Linked DNA regions of Homo sapiens: region 1 is linked to region 2. A link is a contact called in ENCODE Hi-C or POLR2A ChIA-PET data. All regions are on one chromosome and are shown on one strand. Each heading gives the region's core, a stretch centred on a gene start or an enhancer-like site at or near the end of the contact. The rest is flanking DNA. Distances are from core to core; before and after follow the strand shown. Region 1 overlaps GAPVD1 (GTPase activating protein and VPS9 domains 1). Region 2 overlaps GAPVD1 (GTPase activating protein and VPS9 domains 1).

Evidence for each region. A loop is a pair of places that touch in the nucleus more often than their neighbours do. ChIA-PET counts read pairs that join two places held with the same protein, here RNA polymerase II (POLR2A). Pooled maps may share reads with other maps.
Region 1: a loop to region 2 is called in a map of psoas muscle, with 1.8 times the contacts of the local background. The contact joins two enhancer-like sites. A Hi-C loop is called at or near these places in 2 of 168 maps with a recorded cell type or tissue (both psoas muscle) and 4 of 50 pooled maps. POLR2A ChIA-PET finds 5 or more read pairs at or near these places in 8 of 52 experiments (A673, Caco-2, H1 and 5 more).

Annotation. Positions count from the first base shown.
Region 1 is chr9:125,340,518-125,345,838 of GRCh38, forward strand. GAPVD1 (GTPase activating protein and VPS9 domains 1) reads left to right here. Exons shown (of 28, transcript NM_001282680.3): 18 at 660-747; 19 at 1,702-1,782. Among named protein-coding and RNA genes, the nearest start is that of GAPVD1, 81 kb to the left of the region's middle. Within about 2 kb of position 3,159, at least 2 of the 41 ENCODE cell types and tissues checked have a DNase peak (open chromatin) inside an H3K27ac peak, as active enhancers do.
Region 2 is chr9:125,293,713-125,299,072 of GRCh38, forward strand. GAPVD1 (GTPase activating protein and VPS9 domains 1) reads left to right here. Exons shown (of 28, transcript NM_001282680.3): 3 at 1,746-1,862; 4 at 5,178-5,360. The coding sequence starts at 5,210. Among named protein-coding and RNA genes, the nearest start is that of GAPVD1, 35 kb to the left of the region's middle. Within about 2 kb of position 3,204, at least 4 of the 41 ENCODE cell types and tissues checked have a DNase peak (open chromatin) inside an H3K27ac peak, as active enhancers do.

The DNA of each region.
Region 1 (5,321 bases), core at 1,909-4,408, 47 kb after region 2:
GTTACTGTAAAGATTAAATGAGATTATACATATCCTTACTATGCTCAGCATTTGGCACATAGTACACATTTGGTTTTATTATTATTAATACTACTGCTACCATCTCTACTGCCCTTCTGGAGTTTATTTGTACTGCATTTACTTTTTTCATAAGTATTTATTGAGTGCCTAGTCTATACCAGGCTCTGTATTAAGGCTTCAGTTTATTAACAGTAATGAGATAGTGCCTGCCCTCAAGCAGATGACAGTGGTGCTGAAAAGGTAAACTACCGTGCTCCAAAAGTCACCTACGTGGCAATAAGAGTTGTGCCTTAAGGCAAACAAGACTGACTTTCTTATTTCACAAACTTACTTAAATCCTTTTTAGCCTGAGCAACATAGTAAGACCCTGTCCCTACAAAATAAAAATAAAAAATTAGCTGGGCATGGTGGTGTGTACACCTGTGGTCCTAGCTACTTGGGAGGCTGATACGGGGAGGATCGCTTGAGCCAGGGAAGTCGAGGCTGCAGTGAGCTGTGATTGTGCTACTGCACTCCAGCCTGGGCAACAGAATGAGATCCTATCTCAAAACAAAACAAAAACAAACAAAAAGAAATCCTTTTCTTAGTAATTTATCCTGCTATCCAACTCCAAATAAAGCCTCCAACTTTTTCTACAGACTGAAGAACGCAAAGATAGCGATGATGAGAAATCAGACAGGAACAGACCTTGGTGGAGAAAACGTTTTGTTTCAGCCATGCCTAAAGGTAATTTTATAAAATATTAGAACGCTGTATTAGCAATAAGAAGCAAAGCCCCAGAATCTCTTTCAGAGAGCCAATGTCTCAACTCCTCTGTAAGACTTGCTGGGCTTAAGTTTCTAGCTACTTTGAGGGTGTAGAAAGTGGTTCCACTCAGATGAATGCTAAGGCAGAGCTTTAGAAATGTTCTTGTTCTTTGCAGGAAGTGATAGTGGTTTCATAAATGGAAGTCATGCCTGTCACTATTGTTTAAATATCATATACCATTGAAGTTAAACATATAGAGGACTTCTGACATATATATTGCTATTAATTATTGCAGGAAAATGGGACGTTATTGGTAATTAAACATTGAAAACTCATCCTTTACATTCCTGGAATAAGTTGAAGCTTTTTATGTCTATGTTCATTGAGAATGTTTATACTGTAAATATCAGTGAGTGTTTATTTTGGAAGGTAGCTGTATAAAATTGTTTACTTTTTTGGTGAACAGCCTGGCATCATTTGAGTTGGCAAAAGCATCTCTTCCTGAAAGAAGAGAGCATCCAGGAGTAAAGCTAGAAACTTATTCCAAAGGCCTCTTCTCAGCACGGTGGCACTCAGGAACTCTGGGGAGAGCTGCTTTCACGCCATACTCAAGCGCTTGATGAGGAGGAGAGAATGAAGCTAGGAGTTTTGAATGTGTTTTTGAGCAGAGGTTAAGAGTCAGTGGTTTTGATTTTAGTCCCAATGGATTCCTGTTAAATTATTCTTCCTATGACAGATGACTCCGAAGCAGGTTCTGAAAGTTCCTTTAAAAACCTTCATTACTATTTTAAGGACAATTATCAGTCAACACTTGGAATTTCTTAGCTTTTAAACTTTTCAGCCTCCTTTCACTTAGAAATGTTGGCACACCAGTTAACTTCCGAGTAGTGCAGTATGTTATATGTCACACTACTGACTTTATTTAATTTCCAGCTCCTATACCATTTAGAAAGAAAGAAAAACAAGAAAAAGACAAAGATGATCTGGGGCCTGACAGATTCTCAACACTCACAGGTTTGTAGACCCATGGACTTCCTGGCTCCTTCATTCCCAGAGCACATATTTCATAACACTTTTTCTTGGGTGCCATAAGCGTTGCCTTTCTAGAAGAGTGTGTCTGTGTGTACAGTGGGGAGTATGTTCTTCATAGCTCTGTGGTTTCCAGTTGGTGGCCACAGTAAACCTGTGTGCTCTTCCTGCAGACTGCCACCACCATCATCATCCTCATTATCATAACTCCGTTTATGATGAGGCCCCTGATCCTGAGCCTCTAGGCATACCCTACAACTCAACATCTAGTGGGATGATGACACACAGTGCCTTTTAGGAAAGTGTGGTGACAGTTTTGGTGCTGTGCATGCTGTATCTTTGGATCATTGATTGAATAGTTTTCTCTAACATTGATCGTAGAATTCTACATTTATTTTCATCTACAGTTTGTTCTTGATTATTCAGGATCACAGTGAAATTCTGTTTTACCTAATCGTTTCCTTTTTTGTGATAAAGTGTTTGTTCAAACAGTATCATAAATGCCAACCATTATAATGAAAGTTTTAAAAACTTTACTAATTTTTTACAGCTTGAACCATTTTAACATTGCCATCTGACCCAAGGAAAATACAGCTGGGGGTTGGGTTTTTACCTGATTAAGCGTTTGTATTTCTGCAGCTGCTTTTTGGCACATTATGAATGAGCACCCTAAAAGGACAGTTTGAGAGTAGTGTTAATGACCCAGTCTTGGGTTTGATAGCTGTGTATTGTTTCCAGTGGCTATTATAGAGCATCTTGAGCAAGTTTGTTCAACCCACGGACCGCAGACCACAGGCAGCCCAAGACAGCAGGACAGCTTCGAATGCAGCCCAACACAAGTTCATAAACTTAAAACAGTATGAGATTTATGCAGGAACCCTTTTTTTTTTTTTTTAAGCTCATCAGCTATCATTAGTGTTAGTGTATTTTATGTGTGGCCCAAGACAATTCTTCTTCTTCCAGTGTGGCCCAGGGAAGCTAAAAGATTGAACACCCCTGGTCTAGAGGAAAGTTCATTTCTCACCTCTTTTTTTTGATTTTGAATTGTTTTCCTACTAAGTTAAAGTGAAAATTTTTTTCATTAAACAATTTTATTTAAAAATGGGATAGATAATAGGATAAGAACATCCTCATCAAAGAGTTCAGCATTACAGGTAGAATCCCATTTTAATGCCTATTATTCTAATGGTTGGTTCCATATATTTATATGTATTTCCATATCCTAGCATATAAGTCCTTGCTTTATTTGAAATGGTGATTTCCCCAGAATAAAGGGTTTTGAACAGCAGGAGATGTGCTTACAGGCCACAGTTCCCTGCTGAGAGCAGCTAAGCCTGTCCTATTCAATCAGTAAATACTTGTTGACCATGTGACTCATGCCAGGCACTGTGCTAAGTGTTGTGGGTATTAAGTCAAATCACACATGACTCTTCAGGACCTTCCAGTCTGATTGGGAAGAGCTGGAAAGACATTGTCCTTTTGGCAAAGTATTTCTGTATCCTTACGACATGTTCCTAATGTTAGAAGAACACTAGCGTTTACAAAGTGAATTACTCTTAATGACATCTCATGTTTTTAAAATGTTGAATCAACAATTCTGAAGAAGTTATAAATTATTATTATGGTTTGTTTGTTTGAAGGAGTTATATTTTACTTATCCTCTTTAGGCAATATATTTTTCTTGGTTCTTGATACTGGAACTAGAAGCTAAGTAGAGTAGAATAAGTCTTTTTCATAAAGTAATTTATTTTCTTTGGCTGTGATTCAAGCAGATTAGCTTCCTTACTGGTCCAGAAATTTCTACCCAGTCCTTATTAATGACTCATTGAAAGTTTTCATTAAACCAATTTAAAAATGTTATAGGAGGAAATTTCCTAGCAGTCTGTTCATAATTCTGTGACCCTAACTACTGTTCTTTTCCTGTTATCTCCTAATCTTTTTCCATATTTGTACGTGGCTTTTTCTTGACTGAATTAGATTATGCATGTGACTTTGTATTCTTCTTTTACCAAGTTATTTTATAAAACCTCCCCCAATTTTTAGACATAGTTGGGTTTTATATCATTTTTATTAGCTATAAAATAATCTGTCATGGTTTTACTGCAGTGTAAACGTTCTCTTACTAATGGCTATTTAAATTGTTCCCAATTTTTTATTATGAAAATATTACAGATTTATATAAATTGCATTTTTTGTTTAATTATTCTCTGGGGGTAAAATTTTTAAGAACAGTGTTAATAGAAATAAAGATTATAAGCAACATTGTGGCTCTCACTGTGTTTGGCCATAATGTATTGTATTGTCCCTTTTTCAGACCTCTCAACAGCACTGAAAAGTAATAACCAACTGAGTGAGGTGGAGCATGCCTATTATCCCAGCTCTTTTTGGGAGGCCAAAGTGAGAGGATTGCTGGAGGCCAAGAGTTTGGGGTTACATTAAGCTATGTGCCACTGCACTCCAGCCTGGGTGACAGAGCAAGACCTTGTTTCTATTAAAAAAAAAAAAAAAGGCAGTAGCCACAACGTACTTCCCCTTCAAAACAAGATTCTGTAATGATAAATGCTTTATCAGTTTACATTTGGAGACAGATCAGATTTTATTAAGAATCTCTTATGAATTCAAATACTGTTATAGCAAAAATACTAAATTACTTTGGGAATCCTGTCTATATACAATTGTCCTTCAGCATACTCAGGGAATTGGTTCCAGGACTCTTGCCCCCCCACTTCATACCCTAATCCGTGCATACTGGAGTCCTGCAGTTGGCCCTGTGGAAACTGTGTATGTGAAAAGTTGGCCTTCCCTATATGCTTGTTTCACAGCTCTGTGTGAAATGTAGTGTTTTCTTTTTCTTTTCTCTCTCTCTTTTTTTTTTTTTTCTTTTGAGACAGTATCTTGCCCTGCTGCCCAGGATGGAGTGCAGTGGCGCGATCTCAGCTCACTGCAATCTCTATCTCCTGGGTTCAAGTGATTCTTCTGCCTCAGCCTCCCGAGTAGCTGGGATTATAGGCATGCGCCACCATGTCCAGCTAATTTTTGTATTTTTAGTAGAGTTGGGGTTTCGCCATGTTGGCCAGGCTGGTCTCGAACTCCTGACCGTGGGTGATCTGCCCGCATCGGCCTCCAAAGTGCTAGGATTACAGGCGTGAGCCACCGTGCCCAGCCTAATACAGTATCTTCAATCTGCATTTGATTGCAAAAAACTGTGTATAAATGGACCTGTGCAGTTCAAACCCATGTTGTTCAAGGGTCAACTGCAGTTTACTACAATTTCACGGAGACATGAATACCATGTGTTTGTTTCATGAGAACAAAAGAAGAGCCGATGAGCATGCTACTTAAGCTGTCTATGTCTTGATTTCGTCTTCTGTAAAATGAGGATGATAACAACGTTTCTCTGTAAGGTTGTTTGATCAGTAGTTGAGATAATCTCTGTAAGGTACTTAGCACAGTTCCTGGCATGTGGTAAGTGCTCAATAAATGTTAGCTGCTATTAGCTGCTGGAAACACAACACACACACACA
Region 2 (5,360 bases), core at 1,954-4,453:
TTATATTTTATATAAATATATATTTTATGTTTTTATAAAATATATACATTTTTATATTATATATAATATAAAATAAAATATATAAAAATTTTTATATTTATATATGAAATATAAAAAAATATATATATAAAAATATATTTTATATATATATATATATATATATATATATATATATATATATATATATATATAAGTTTTTGTTTCTGTTTTTGTTTTTTTGAGATGGCGTCTCACTCTGTTGCCAGTCTGGAGTGCAGTGGTACAGTCTCAGCTCACTGCAACCTCCGCCTCCTGGCTTCAAGCGATTCTTCTGCCCTAGCCTCCCTAGTAGCTGGGACTACGGGTGTGCACCACCATGCCCAGCTAATTTTTGTGTTTTTAAGTGGAGATAGGGTTTCACCATGTTGGTGATCTCAATCTCTTGACCTCGTGATCCGCCCACCTCGGCCTCTGAAAGTGCTGGGATTACAGGCGTGAGCCACTGTGCCTGGCCAATTTTTATATTTTTAGTAGAGACAGGGTTTCACAGTGTTGGTCAGGCTGGTCTCGAACTCCTGATCTCAAGTGATCCACCCGCCTCCACCTCCCAAAGTGCTGGGATTACAGGCATGAGCCACTGCGCCCGGCCAAAATGGCTTTTTTTTTTTTTTTTTGAGACGGAATCTCGCTCTGTCGCCCAGGCTGGAGTGCAGCGCGTGATCTCGGCTCACTGCAACCTTCACCTCTTGGGTTTGAGCAATTCTTCTGCCTCAGCCTCCTGAGTAGCTGGGACTACAGGCGCGTGTCACCATGCCCGGCTAATTTTTGAATTTTTTAGTAGAGACGGGGTTTCACCATGTTGGTCAGGCTGGTCTCAAACTCCAGACGTTGTGATCCACCTGCCTCAGCCTCCCAAAATGCTGGGATTACAGGCGTGAGCCACCGTACCCAGCTAAAATGGTTTTTTTTTTTTTTTTTCAAACTTTCCTATGGTGCTGAGAGAAATGGCTTTTAATAAACTTTTCAATTCTGAAATTCTGTCTTGATATTCAGATGTTTTGCAGGTAGAGGAAATAAAGAATTTAAGCTCAGTCAAGAGATAAGGGCTGGAGACACTATGTTTTGTGTGGTATTTGGGTGTAAACTCAAATGAAGTAGATGTCATCAGAAGCCAAATAAAGTTCTATAAAAACCAATAGGTAACAGGAACTTTAAGGAGTAAATTTTTAACAGAACTAGAAATTAAAGTAGATGTTACTGACAAAATGTTTAGATTAGTTGATTGAGAGCAAGTGCTTCTTTCGAGTCAGACAGAACTGAGTTTGTTTGAATCTTGACTTAGCTACATACTAGATATGTCAATACTTTTCTCAACTGTCAAATGAGGATAATGAGAGTACACCTGTCACAGGGTTGTAAGAGTTCAATTAGGAAAAAGAATAGCAGAGTACTTGGCATAACTCCTAAATAAATGCTAGTTTGATATTAATATTATTATTGTTAGTTTGATGGTCATGTTATTGTTACTTTTCAGGAAACAAACTGATTTATTTCCTAATGTCTGTACTTTTCTGTTGTCTTCAGTATTGTAAAAATTTTCCTACTTTTAGTTATTCATGTCTAAATTTTATTTAAGCTATTCCTGGTGACCCTGAACTCCTCTGATATTATAGTGGTGTCTTAGAAAAGCAGAACAAATTGGTATACTTTTTAAATTATCAAACCCTTTTCCTCAATCTTTTTTTTTTTTTTTTTTTTTGGGACAGGGTCTGGCTCTGTCACCCAGGCTGGAGTGCAGTGACACGATCTCAGCTCACTGTAACCTCCGCCTCCCGGGTTCAAGCGATCCTCCCATCTGACCCTCCCAAGTAGCTGGCATTCAGGTATGCGCCACCACACCCGGCTAGTTTTTGTATTTTTAGTAGAGACGGGGTTTCACCATGTTGGCCAGACTGATCTTGAACTCCTGAGCTCAAGTGATCCGCCCACATTAGCCTCCCAAAGTGCTGGGATTACAGGTATGAGCCACCATGCCCAGCCTCATGTGTTAATTTTTTAACGTAAAGTTGTGTTTGAAGACTTTAATTTCTAAATTGCATGAATTGGCTCATATTTTGCTGTGTCATTGAAAACATTTTATGTTCTCTTTCTATCTTGAACAATATTTCAATTGTAATTAGGTTGTGAGCTCCTTGAGATTAGGCGATTTGGCTAGGCTCCAGCGAAACTCAGTCATATATTTGTTCAATTACATTGAATTAAGCAGCAAGAAAGGCACAGTTTGAGAATTTCTAAAGTATTTTACCCCATTTTTTAATTATGAAAAATTTCTAACATACAAAAACCATTGAAAGATAGCACAGCGATCATTATATACCTACCACCTCAGTTCAACAGTTTATATTTAGCTATATTTAAAAAAATTCTCTTAATGTTTTTGCTGAACCATGTACAAGTTGCAGACATCCTAACACTTTCTTTCTTTCTTCCTTTTTTTTTTTTTTTGAGAGAGAGTCTTGCTTTGTTGCCCAGGCTGGAGTGCAGTGGCACAATCTCGGCCCACTGCAACCTCCACCTCCCGGGTTCAAGCAATTCTCTGCCTCAGCCTCCCAAAGTGCTGGGATTACAGGTGTGAGCCACCACACCCGGCCACATATAGTTCTTAGGTTTTTTTTTTTTTTTGAGATGGAGTCTTACTCTGTCACCAGACTGGAGTGCAGTGGCGCGATCTCAGCTCACTGCAACCTCTGCCTCCTGGGTTCAAGCAATGCTCTTGCCTCAGTCTCCTGAGTAACTGGGATTACAGGCATGTGCCACCATGCCCGGCTAATTTTGTGTTTTTGGTAGAGACCAGGTTTCTCCATGATGGTCAGGCTGGTCTTGAACTCCTGATCTCAGGTGATCCCCTTGCCTTGGCCTCCCAAAGTGCTGGGATTACAGGTGTGAGCCACTGTGCCTGGCCTTTTTTTTTTTTTTCTCCTATTTTTTTGGAGACAGTCTCGTTCTGTTGCCCATGCTGGAGTGCAGTGGTGCGATTTCAGCTCACTGCAACCTCTGCCTCCTGGGTTCAAGTTTCTCCTGTCTCAGCCTCCTGAGTAGCTGGGATTGCAGCCACCTGCCACCACGCCTGGTGAATTTTTGTATTTTTAGTAGAGACAGGGTCTCACCATGTTGGCCAGGCTGGTCTCAAACTCCTGACCTCAAGTGAGCCACCTGCCTTGGCCTCCCAGAGTGCTAGGATTACAGGTGTGAGCCACCGTGCCCAACCCAAGAAATTTTTTGCTAACTTGATGACTGTCTGCTGCCCAGACACACAATATTATGTTTTGTTATCTGTGCCACAGGTATTTCTGTTGTTGATTTAACATTTGTGATCTGGCACAAATTCTAGATTCAAGGGCATAGCTTAAATAATAATGCTTTAAAATATGTGTGCTATTTGTATCAGTTTGTTTAGCTGCTAGATAAATAAGAGTAGTGAGATTTCATTTATTCCTTTGGCAAATATTTATTCAACTCCTGCTGTGAACTAGGCCGTCTCCTAGTCCCTGAAATTACAGCTGTGAATGAACAAAGCAAACAAGGCTTGGCCCTGCTGTCACTTACCTTCTAGTGGGGAAGCCTCACAATAAGCACGATTAACATGCAGGTAGATATCTGTAATATAATGCTAGATAGGGGCAGTGCTTTTTTAAAAGGCCAGAAGAGGGATTAGGAAGTTATATTTTCTATTTTAGAAGGAGTTGTCTGAGAAGGCCTTTCTAAATACACGTTTGAGTGGAGAGATCTGAATGGAATGAAGATACTGGATAACCTTCCAGACAGAGAGGTCAGCAAATGTGGACACTTTGAGAGAGGGACATGCTTGGCCTGTTCAAGGAACAGCAAGAAGGCAGATGTTCTGGAGCTGTGTGAACTAGGGTGGGATTGTAGGAGAGGAAATTGGAGAAGTAGCCAGGGGTAGATCATATAGGACCTTCAGATTTCATTCTATCATGAAATAAAGCCTGTGGATGGTTTCCAGTAGGGGAATGAAGTGATCTGACTTAAGTTTTGTTTTGTTTTGTTTTTTGAGATAGAGTCTCACTCTATTGCCCAGGCTGGAGTGCAGTGGCATGATCTCACCTCACTGCAACCTCCGCCTACCAGGTTCAAACAATTCTCCTGCCTCAGCCTCCCGAGTAGCTAGGACTACAGGTGTACACCACCACACCCAACTAATTTTTGTATTTTTAGTAGAAACGGGGTTTCATCATGTTAACCAGGCTGGTCTCGAACTCCTGACCTCAGGTGATCCACCTGCCTTGGCCTCCCAAAGTGCTGGGATTACATGCGTGAGCCACCGCGCCCGGCTGTGATCTGACTTTTTAATTCACTATGCTATGTAGAGAACAGACTCTAGAAGTACAAGAAAGGAAGCAGCGAGATCACTTAGGATGTGGTGATTATGCACCTCCTAGTGAGAATTGATGTGATTAGCAATGGAGGGGGGAATAAGTAGTCAGATTTTAAATATATTTTGAAGATAGAATCAACAGGATATTTTGATTGTGATTAGAAAGAGCACAGTCAAGGATAACTCTGGGGTTAACAAATAGACATTGTATTTGAGGATATACACAGGGTTTACAGCACCTGTCTCTAAGCGGTGGCCTTAGCAGTGAGCTTTTTTTTCTTTTTGCTTATCTGTATTTACCAATTTTTCTATGCTGAACCTGTAATACTTCTGTAATAAAAAGATAGAGATTATTTGAAAATTAGAGTTAAAAGTGGCATCAAATGTAACCTAATTTTTTTTTTTTTTTTTTTTTTTTTTGAGAACGATTCTTGCTCTGTTATCAGGCTGGGGTGCAGTGATGCAATCTCAGCTCACTGCAACCTCTGTCTCCCGGGTTCAAGGAATCCCCCTGCCTCAGCCTTCTGAGTAGCCGGGACTACAGGCGCGCCCCACCGCACCTGGCTAATTTTTTGTGTTTTAGTAGAGACAGGGGTTTCACCATGTTGGCCAGGGTGGTCTCGATCTCTTGATCTTGTAATCCGCCCGCCTTGGCCTCCCAAAGTGCTGGGATTATAGGCATGAGCCACCGCGCCTGCCCAAATGTAACTGAATTCTTAAAGTATTCTCCTGTCCCTTTTGATTTTAGAAAAGAACTTAAGTGACATACATAAACTTTAAATCTTTATCTTTTTACTCTTAGTGATCAGCCTTTGAGCCTTTCCCACATTGAAGATGGTGAAACTAGATATTCATACTCTGGCTCATCACCTCAAGCAGGAACGCTTATATGTAAACTCTGAGAAACAGCTCATTCAGAGGCTCAATGCAGATGTACTTAAGACAGCTGAAAAGTTGTATCGTACAGCATGGATTGCGAAGCAAC